Regions from separate parts of the Homo sapiens genome. Here region 2 is linked to region 1. Evidence: read pairs that join two places in POLR2A ChIA-PET (ENCODE). Cell type or tissue: OCI-LY7. All regions are shown on one strand. Each heading gives the region's core, and the rest is flanking DNA. Links, peaks and the distances in the headings are about the cores only. Region 1 overlaps LOC124902686 (a long non-coding RNA gene). Region 2 overlaps MACROD1 (mono-ADP ribosylhydrolase 1).

Evidence for each region. ChIA-PET counts read pairs that join two places held together with the same protein. Peaks named below come from ENCODE experiments on the same cell type or tissue, not always from the same donor. Only the 100,000 strongest peaks of a DNase experiment are listed, where the experiment ranks them.
Region 2: POLR2A ChIA-PET joins it to region 1 with 5 read pairs; 4 of 35 experiments call an interaction of 5 or more read pairs at or near these places.

Annotation. Positions count from the first base shown.
Region 1 is chr11:64,175,003-64,179,386 of GRCh38, reverse strand. LOC124902686 (a long non-coding RNA gene) reads left to right here. Exons shown (of 2, transcript XR_007062712.1): 2 at 2,392-4,285. Among named protein-coding and RNA genes, the nearest start is that of STIP1, 9.0 kb to the left of the region's middle. In OCI-LY7, for the core only: no CTCF peak of the experiment used is centred there; a DNase peak (open chromatin) is centred at 2,436.
Region 2 is chr11:64,074,838-64,079,221 of GRCh38, reverse strand. The region is part of intron 3 of MACROD1 (mono-ADP ribosylhydrolase 1); the gene reads left to right. The region is part of intron 1 of FLRT1 (fibronectin leucine rich transmembrane protein 1); the gene reads right to left. Among named protein-coding and RNA genes, the nearest start is that of FLRT1, 41 kb to the right of the region's middle. In OCI-LY7, for the core only: no CTCF peak of the experiment used is centred there; no DNase peak of the experiment used is centred there.

The sequences.
Region 1 (4,384 bases), core at 117-4,116:
AGGAATTAAATTGCTATTGTTCCCAGCCAGAAAAGCAAGGTAGCTTAAGGTAGTTTGTTCCACAGCAGTAGGTAACTAGAACAGTCATGTCCAAGGATTTGTTCCTGCACTTTCCCCTTCGCCACGTATGGCAGAAATTCTCAGGAATTCTCATGAGCCAGTGTCATGCTAGTGCTTGTTGCATCTGCTCCTCTCCAGCCGCCCCAGCCCACTGATCCAAGCACTCTGTGAAATGACTTTTGTGTGTCGACTTCTTCCCACGAGGAAGACGTTTCTTTCATTGCCATGTGCTGGACCCCAGTGCAGAGCCCGGGGCATTGTCAGTGCTTAGTGTTTGTTGAATGAGCCAATGGAACTGGTCACCCTCCGCTGCCCTGGGGGTCCCTCAGCCTTTCCCAGAAGGTCCCTTGGACCTTCCCTCTGGGCTTCCTCACTCCCTTTTCTGCTTATTCTTTTCTGAGCCGAATTGTTGTAGCCCCTCAGATCCAAATGGCCCAACCCCACTGTCTCCTTCCCAGCACCTCTGTTGAGAAATACCAAGTGGTAGAGAGTGTGCCTGTGTGGACGTGGGTGGGATACGTGCCTCTTCTACACCGCCCGTAGGAAGGTACGCTTAGCAATAGCTATTGAAAACACAAAAGTGATTCTGCTCTTAGGAATGTCTCCCGCAGGGACCCTACCCTGGTGGCACAGGACGTCTCACACAGCACTGTCTGGGACAGCAAAAGGGATGGAAACCACCTGAGTCCAACTATGGAGGACACTGGAAAACACGATGCTGCCTCCATAGGATGGGATATTGGCAAGTGTGAAGAAACAACATTTGGGTAGATATTGACATGGCAAGGACATATGGTAGAATGAAAAAAGTTAGTGGTTGTGATATTGTGAATATAAGTATGCATATTTGGGTTTCACTTCCAGTTCCTGGCACAGAGCTCCTGAAACACTTGTAATTTCTTGAGTGATGGTGGGAGAGGAGCATCTTTTGTTACTCATAATGAGCCCCTTTCAACCATAAATTTATGCTAATGAGGTGACTCTTGGCGCATGAGGGTGGTAGCCAGGAGAAGGGGAACCCAGTAAATGATTAGAGGGTTCAAACCCTGGGGAGGGGAGATGGGGTGGACATTGAGTTAATTACCAGTGGTCAAGAATTAATCAATTATACCTGTATAATGAAGCCGCCCTAACACTCCTAAATGAGGCCGGATATAGTGGCTCACGCCTGTAATCCCAGCACTTTAGGAGGCTGAGGCGGATGGATCACCTGAGGTCAGGAGTTCAAGACCAGCCTGGCTAACACGGTGAAACCCCGTCTCTACTAAAAATACAAAAAATTAGCTGGATGTGGTGACACACGCCTGTAGCCCCAGCTGCTCAGGAGGCTGAGGCAGGAGAATCGCTTGACCTGGGCGGGAGGCAGGGGTTGCAGTGAGCCAAGATTGCACCACTGCACTCCAGCCTGGGTGACAGAGCAAAACTCCATCTCAAAAAAAAAAAAAACAACTAAATGACAGGGTTCAGAGAAGAACACATGGAGGTGCTGGGAGGGTGGAGTGATCAGAGAGCACTTGGAGGCTCTGCATCCTGCCTTCCACACCTTGTCCTATGCATCTCTTCCATCTGGCTGTTCCTGAACTTCTATCCTTTATGATAAACCGGCAATAGTAAGTTAGGCTGGGTGCAGTGGCACATGCCTGTACTCCCAGCTACTTGGGAGGCTGAGGCTGGAGGATCGCTTGAGCCCAGGAGTTCAAGGCTGCAGCGAGCACCACTGCACTCCTGCACTCCAGACAGAGACACTCTGTCTCAAAAAAAAAAAAAAAAAAAGTAAACTGTTTTCCTGTGAGCTGTTCTAGCAAATTATTGAACCTGAGGAGGGGGTCATGGGAACCCCCAATTCATATGTCAGAAGTATGGGGGACCCAGGACTTGCTCCTGGAGTTTGAAGTGGGGGTAGTCTTGTGGGACTGGGCCCTTAACGTGTGGGAGCTGATGCCAACTCCAGGTTGATAGTATCAGAATGGATTCAATTGTAGGACACCCAGATGGTGTTGGAGAGTTGGTCGATGTGGGAAAAAAAAACCCACACATTTGGTGTCAGAAGTGTTGTGAGTTAAAAAAAAAAAAAAAAAAAAAAAGCATAGTAGTTGTGGAACAGTGTGTATGGCTGAATCCTATTTTTGTAAAAATAAAATTATGTGTGTATCTCTTCACATATGATTATACATGCAGGGAAAAAATCTACGATACGCAGCCAGTGGCTACAGGAATTACCTCTGTGGACTGGGAACAGGGAGGCGGTGTGCTGTGATAGTTTGCTGGGGCTGTCATAACAGAATGCCACAGATGGGGTGGCTTAAACAACAGAAATGTATTTTCTTACAGTTCTGGAGGCTGCAAGCCCAGGTTCAAGGCATCAGCAGGTGTGGTTTCCTCCGAGGCCTCTCCCCGTGGCTTGCAGATGGCTGCCTTCTTCCTGCATCCTCACGTGGTCCCTCCTCTGCACTCCAGCATCCTTAATGTCTCTTTGTGTGTCCAACTTTCCGCCCCCCCCCACCCCTTTTTTTTCTGATGGAGTCCACCCAGACTGGAGTACAGTGGCGTGATCTCAGCTCACTGCAACCTCCACTTCCTGGGCTCAAGTGATTCCCCCGCTTCAGCCTCCCGAGTAGCTGGGATTACAGGCATGTGCCACCATGCCTGGCTAATTTTTGTATTTTTAATAGAGATGGGATTTCACCATATTGGCCAGGCTGGTCTCAAACTCCTGACCTCAAGTGATCCACCCATCTCGGCCTCCCAAAGTGTTGAGATTACAGGTGTGAGCCACTGCGCCCAGCCCCGAACTTTCCTCTTAAAAGGATATCAGTCAGGCCAGGCGCAGTGGCTCATACCTGTAATCCCTGCACTTTGGGAGGTTGAGGCGGGTGGATTACTTGAGGTCAGGAGTTGGAGACCAGCCTGGCCAACATGGTGAAATCCCGTGTCTACTAAAAATACAAAAATTAGCCGGGCGTGGTGGCAGGCGCCTGTAGTCCCAGCCACTCGGGAGGCTGAGGCAGGAGAATTGCTTGAACCTGGGAGGCAGAGGTTGCAGTCAGCTGAGATCATGCTACTGCACTCCAGTCTGGGCAACAGAGCAAGACTCTATCTCAAAAAAAAAAAAGACACCAGTCAGACTGGAGTAGGGCTCACCCTAATGGCCTGATTTTAACTTAATTACCTCTTTTTTTTTCTTTCTTTTTTTGAGACAGAGTCTCGCTCTGTCACCCAGGCTTGAGTGCAGTGGCGCGATCTCAGCTCACTGCAACCTCTGTCTCCCGGGTTCAAGTGATTCTCCAGCCTTAGCCTCCCAAGTAGCTGGAATTACAGGCGTGTACCACCACACCAAGCTAATTTTTGTATTTTTTAGTAGAGACAGGGTTTCTTCATGTTGGTCAGGCTGGTCTCAAACTCCTGACCTCAGGTGATACACCTGCCTCGGCCTCCCAAAGTGATGGGATTATAGGTGTGAGCCACTGCACCCAGCCTTAATTACCCCTTTAAAGGCCCTATATGCAAATACAGTCACATTCTGAGCTACTGGGGGTTAGGGCTTCAACATAGGAATTCAGGCAGACATGATTCAGCCCATAACAAGGGCTTTCACTTTTTTTTTTTTTGTAGAAACAGGGTCTCACTATGTTGCCCAGGCTACTCTTGAACTCCTGGGTTCAAGTGATTCTCCAGCCTCAGCCCCCAGATTAGCTGGGGCTACAGGTGCACCAGCACGCCCAGCTAATATTTTTACTTTCATTTTTTTTAGACGGAGTTTAGCTATCTTTGCCCAGGCTAGAGTGCAATAGCGTGATCTTGGCTCACCACAACCTCTGCCTTCCGGGTTCAAGAATTCTCCTGCCTCAGCCTCCCAAGTAGCTGGGATTACAGGCATGCACCACCATGACCGGCTAATTTTGTATTTTTAGTAGAGACGGGGTTTCTCCATGTTGGTCAGGCTGCTCTCGAACTCCCGACCTCAGATGGTCTGCCCGCCTCAGCTTCCCAAGGTGCTGGGATTACAGGCGTGAGCCACCGCGCCCGGCCAATATTTTTTGTGGAGTCAGGGTCCTACTATGTTTCCCAGGCTGGTCTTGAACTTCCAGGCTCAAGCGATCCTCCTGCCTTGGCCTCCTAAAGTACTGTGATTCCAGGCCTGAGCCACAGCACCCTGCTGGCTTTCACTTTTTACTTTATTTCTATGTTGTTAAAATCTATTACAATAAACATTACTTTTAAAGGATTTTGTGCACTTCAATCCAAATGTCCCTGAAGCATCTACCTCCCTCCTGGGCCTTCTCTGAAGTCAGAGTAGGGGCAGCTGAAGCCCTCCCTCTGCTGG
Region 2 (4,384 bases), core at 127-4,126, 100 kb after region 1:
CGTGGGGCTCCCTACACACCCTCTTCCCTCATCCCACACACAGTCGTCAGCAAGTCCTTTCCAAATCCAATGAATCCAACCACCTCCCTCCCTCCCGTCCACCGCCCCCCACTGCACCATCTCTTGCCAGGAGACAGCAGCGCCTCCCCACCGCCCCCGGTCTGTCCGCACAGCGGCTCAGCAAGCCCCTGGGAACCCAGTCCCATCACCACCCTCCCCTCAGAACAAATCCATGTTCCTTGTCGGAGTCTACAGACCTCTGTCTCCGCCATTCACCACCCTTAACCGCACTGGCATAAAGATATGTCCTGGAACCTGCCAAACTCCCACTCTGAGTTCTCGCTGTCCCCTCTGCCGAGACAGTCTCCACGGCCAGCTATGTGTCCTCAAGCTGGCCCCTGCCCCCACACCCCCTGCTCAGAGAGGCCTCCCCCCCTGCAGTCACCCGTCTTTTGGGTTTCCTTGTGGCCTGTCTCCCCAGCTTGGGGTGCCCTCCCTGAGGGCAAAGCCTGGCTCCCCCTTTGCTGCTGGGGCACCTCAAAGCTCGGTGAAGAGCACATATTTGTAGGACAAGGATGCAGGAGCCATGATCACCTCAGGAGAGGGCCAGGCAATCCTGTGGCCACCCCCCATGGGACCCTGTGGGGCACAGGGCCGCGCTCACACCACTGCCCACCCAGACAGCTCCCCTCCCGGGTATCCCTCCGATGCTGCAAGGGGAGGCCGGGGTGGAATAACCAGATTAGCCTAAGTGGCTCCTCTTGTTTCCTGGCGTAATTGGATTGAGGCCATGTTTCGGTGCAGCTGCATTTAATATTGTAATTCTGCAGCCGTTCAGCCCCCTGAGAGCAGCTGCTGAACGCAGACGGGCCAGGGACTGGGAGGGGAGGCAGGCCTGCAGGCAGGGGTCCAGGCTGGAGAAGAGGCCAGGGCAGGGGTCTCATGCCTGGGACCTGTGCTGAGAGCACACCTGCCCACCTCCCTTCTGGAGGGCACGTCCTACTGGGCATGGGCATGGCCAGTTCTTTCTGCATCTCTGGGGCGGGCACAGAGCTGGGCACAAGGAGGGTTGAGGTTGAGAGGAAGGAAAGGAGTGCTGCCTGCAGCCCCAAGCCGGCAGGTGCGCAGGGCAGTGTGACTGTGAAAGGGAAGGCCATTCCCAGAGCTGCTGTACCTCCCTGTGCCCGATGCCTGGGCCTTGGGCACGGGGAGAGCGTCTGGGACCCCCGCTGAGGAGGAGGCAGGGGAAAGGAGGCCAGGCTGAGCACGGGCCCATCAGGGCTTAGCTGGCTGCAGGCCACAGTCCCCAGAGGGTCTAAGGGCCTAAACATATCTGCTGTTGCCACCAATCAGGGGGCCCTGGGCTCCTGAAGCCCACCCATAGCCAAAGGAGACTCCTTGCCCAAATGTCCGAGCGGCGGCCGGAGGCCCAGCCAGGGCCCAGTCCAGCCACGGGCTGGGGACTCCTCCCTCGGCAATGCAGTGAGGGGTAGTGACCCCCTGAGACCTGTTTGAATGCTGATGCTCCCAGACAACAAGGGGGCACGGCAGGTGGGGGTGTGCCAGCATGTGCCTCTGAGCGTCCATCTATGAGTTCTGTTCGTGTGTGCCCGTCAGTCTGTGTCTAGGTGGAATGTGTGCACATGTGCACTGGGAGTGAGGGACCCCCCCTGCCCCGCCCCTCACCTTCCCACATGCGGCCTGCAGCCTAGTCTGTCTCCACAAATGCCCATCAGTACCTGGGTCCTGAGGCAAGGCTGATGGGTCTTTAAAAACCAAGAAGCTTGGGGGGAAAATCCGAGGACGGGGCACAGCTGGGGAGGGACAGAGGGCAGGGCAGCCCCGTGACAGGGGCCCCCAATTCCCAGACATTGCTTCTGGAAGCACAGCCCCTGAGAGATGGTGCTGGCCTCCCTGACCCCCTGGATGCAAACATTTCCAGCTGGCCGCCTGGGGTACCTGTTGGGCAAATGAATCACTGGGTCCCTGTGGCTGGTGCCTTTCCAGGTAGCTCCTCCTGGAGGCTCAGACCCAGTTCTGAAGACCTCAGCTGCAGAACAGTTTCTCCATCATCAGGGAGAAGGGGTTCAGGCCTACCCGAGGCTGGACTGAGGTGGAGGGCACTGGGCTGAGGCCTGTGGGGTCTGGGGTCTGTGGACCCCCCTACCCTGCCCTATCTCCCTCCCTCCCATCTACTCCCCACAGCTCAAGGGCCTAGCGACAGCTCCCATCCGTCACTCAGCCCTATTTTTAGGAGGTGATAACCCAGCTGTGAAAATTCTCTCCGTGCTGATCCCTTCCACATGAAGAAGTCTTAGCCCCAAGCCGATGAGTAAGTGTGGCAGCTTGGGAAGGCAAGGGATGGAGGCAGGAAGAGGCTTGCAGGAGGACCGGGGGGCTGCTCACGCAGTAGGAGGGACGGGAGCCCAGAGCCTGGGTCCCACCTTAGCTAGCTCTGCCAACAACAACATGCTCATCGCAGTGTTGTCCTGGATCAAACCTCCGGCTCCTGAAAACATGGAGGACCAACCTCTTTCTGAGCTGTGTGTTCTTAGGCGATTTCGTCTCTCTCTGTGCCTCAGCTTCCTCCTCTGGAAAATGGAGATAATGATAGTATCTGTCCAATAAGGCTGTTGTGAGGATGACTAAGTTCTCTGGCCGAGAACTTAGAGAAGCAACTATGTCTCCAGACCCCAGTGCCAGCACAGGGCCCGGCACAGATGAGACATCATCCGTCCATCCATCCATTCGTCCGTCCGTCCATCCATCCGTCCATCCATCCATCCAGTACAGTTGACCACCTGTGATGTGCCAAGCACTGCTGTGGGCACTGGAGACAATCACGGTCTCCAGGCTGCTCTGGGCACCAGGGAGACTCCAGACCTGTCCCTGTCCCTAACCCCAAGTCAGAGCATGGCATGTGGGGTCTTTTGACCCATGCAGTGGAGGGTCATGGGGGCACCTGGTGAGGGCTGGAGGGTCTTGCTAAGGAAGCAGGACCCTGCATGGTGAGATGGAGGGGCAGGAGCACAGCAAGGGAAGGGTGATGTGTTGGGAGCTGGGAAGGTCGCTGGGGTCAGGGCAGGGGCAGGTGACTGGCAGGGCCAGCCTGTGCTTGAGGGAGAGGCCTCTGGCTGCAGGCTGGATCCACCAGGAGGCTGTGGGAAGGAGGGATTGAGAGAGCGACTTGGAACCAGGGCTTCCTTCACCCCAGCCTGAGGTAGCAGCATGCCAAGAAGACAGGGCCAGGCCGGGCACAGTGGCCCACGCCTGCAATCCCAACACTTTGGGAAGCCGAGGCGGGTGGATCACTTGAGGTCAGGAGTTTGAGACCAGCCTGACCAACATGGTGAAACCCCGTCTCTACTAAAAAAGTACAAAATTAGCTGGGCATGGTGGCTCAAGTCTATAACTCCAGCTACTTGGGAGGCTGAGGCAGGAGAATCCCTTGAACCTGGGAGGTGGAGGTTGCAGTGAGCTGAGATTGTGCCACTGCGCTCCAGCCTGGGCAAGAAGAGCGCAACTCCATCTCAAAAAAAAGAAGCAGCAGCAGCCAGGGCCAGATTCGGGGTCCCCCTTCTTCTCAGCCAGAGCTGTGTAGGTTGTCACTCCATATCAGGATGGAATGGGACAAGGATCTGGCTGCTGAGGGAAGGAGGGCAGCAGGCCAGATCATCCCTCCACCTCTGCCTGTTCCCTCGGTTTGAGCCCAGCTGGGGCCCTGCCACCTACTAGCTGGGCAGCTTTGGGGAAGTTATTTAGCCTCTCTGAGCTTCGGTTGCTTCCATCTGTAAAATGGAAACAATATTGGATTGCAATGAAGAAATGATGGGTATAAAGTGTCAAGCTTGGGATAGTGCCCAGGGAACGGTTTAGACCCAGAAAGATGACTTCTGTCTAAACAGGGTGATGGGATGTCACCTGGAGGGAGGGGCCAAGGGCCAGCCAGGCAGGTCCCAGCCTATCTAGACATGGTCCAGGAGTCCCTGAGAGGCTGGAGCTGGCATGTGGATCAGAATGGTCCAGGCTCATGGCCTCAGACCCTCATGCGCTGCCCTGTGGGGTCAGCCTCACCAACCGTTTTCTCCAAGTGAGAGAAAGAGGCCCAGAGAGACCAAGGTGCTTCCTGAAGCCACAGTGGAGCCCAGGCCTTCCCCAAAGCCAGAACCCCCTGTCCGCACACAGGTGGCTAGGGTGGGGTCTTGAATTCCTGGACCTCCCTTTTCAACCTTAAGGAGAGGGGTACAGTGGTCAGGAGCCCAACTGATTTAATGGGAAGTGACCCCTTTTGCCCCAGGGTGGCATCTCCCTGACCCTGCAGGAGGCTCCCAGATGGAAAGGGGCATGTTCAGGATCCTGGAGTGAGGTCAGAGCTCACCAGGCA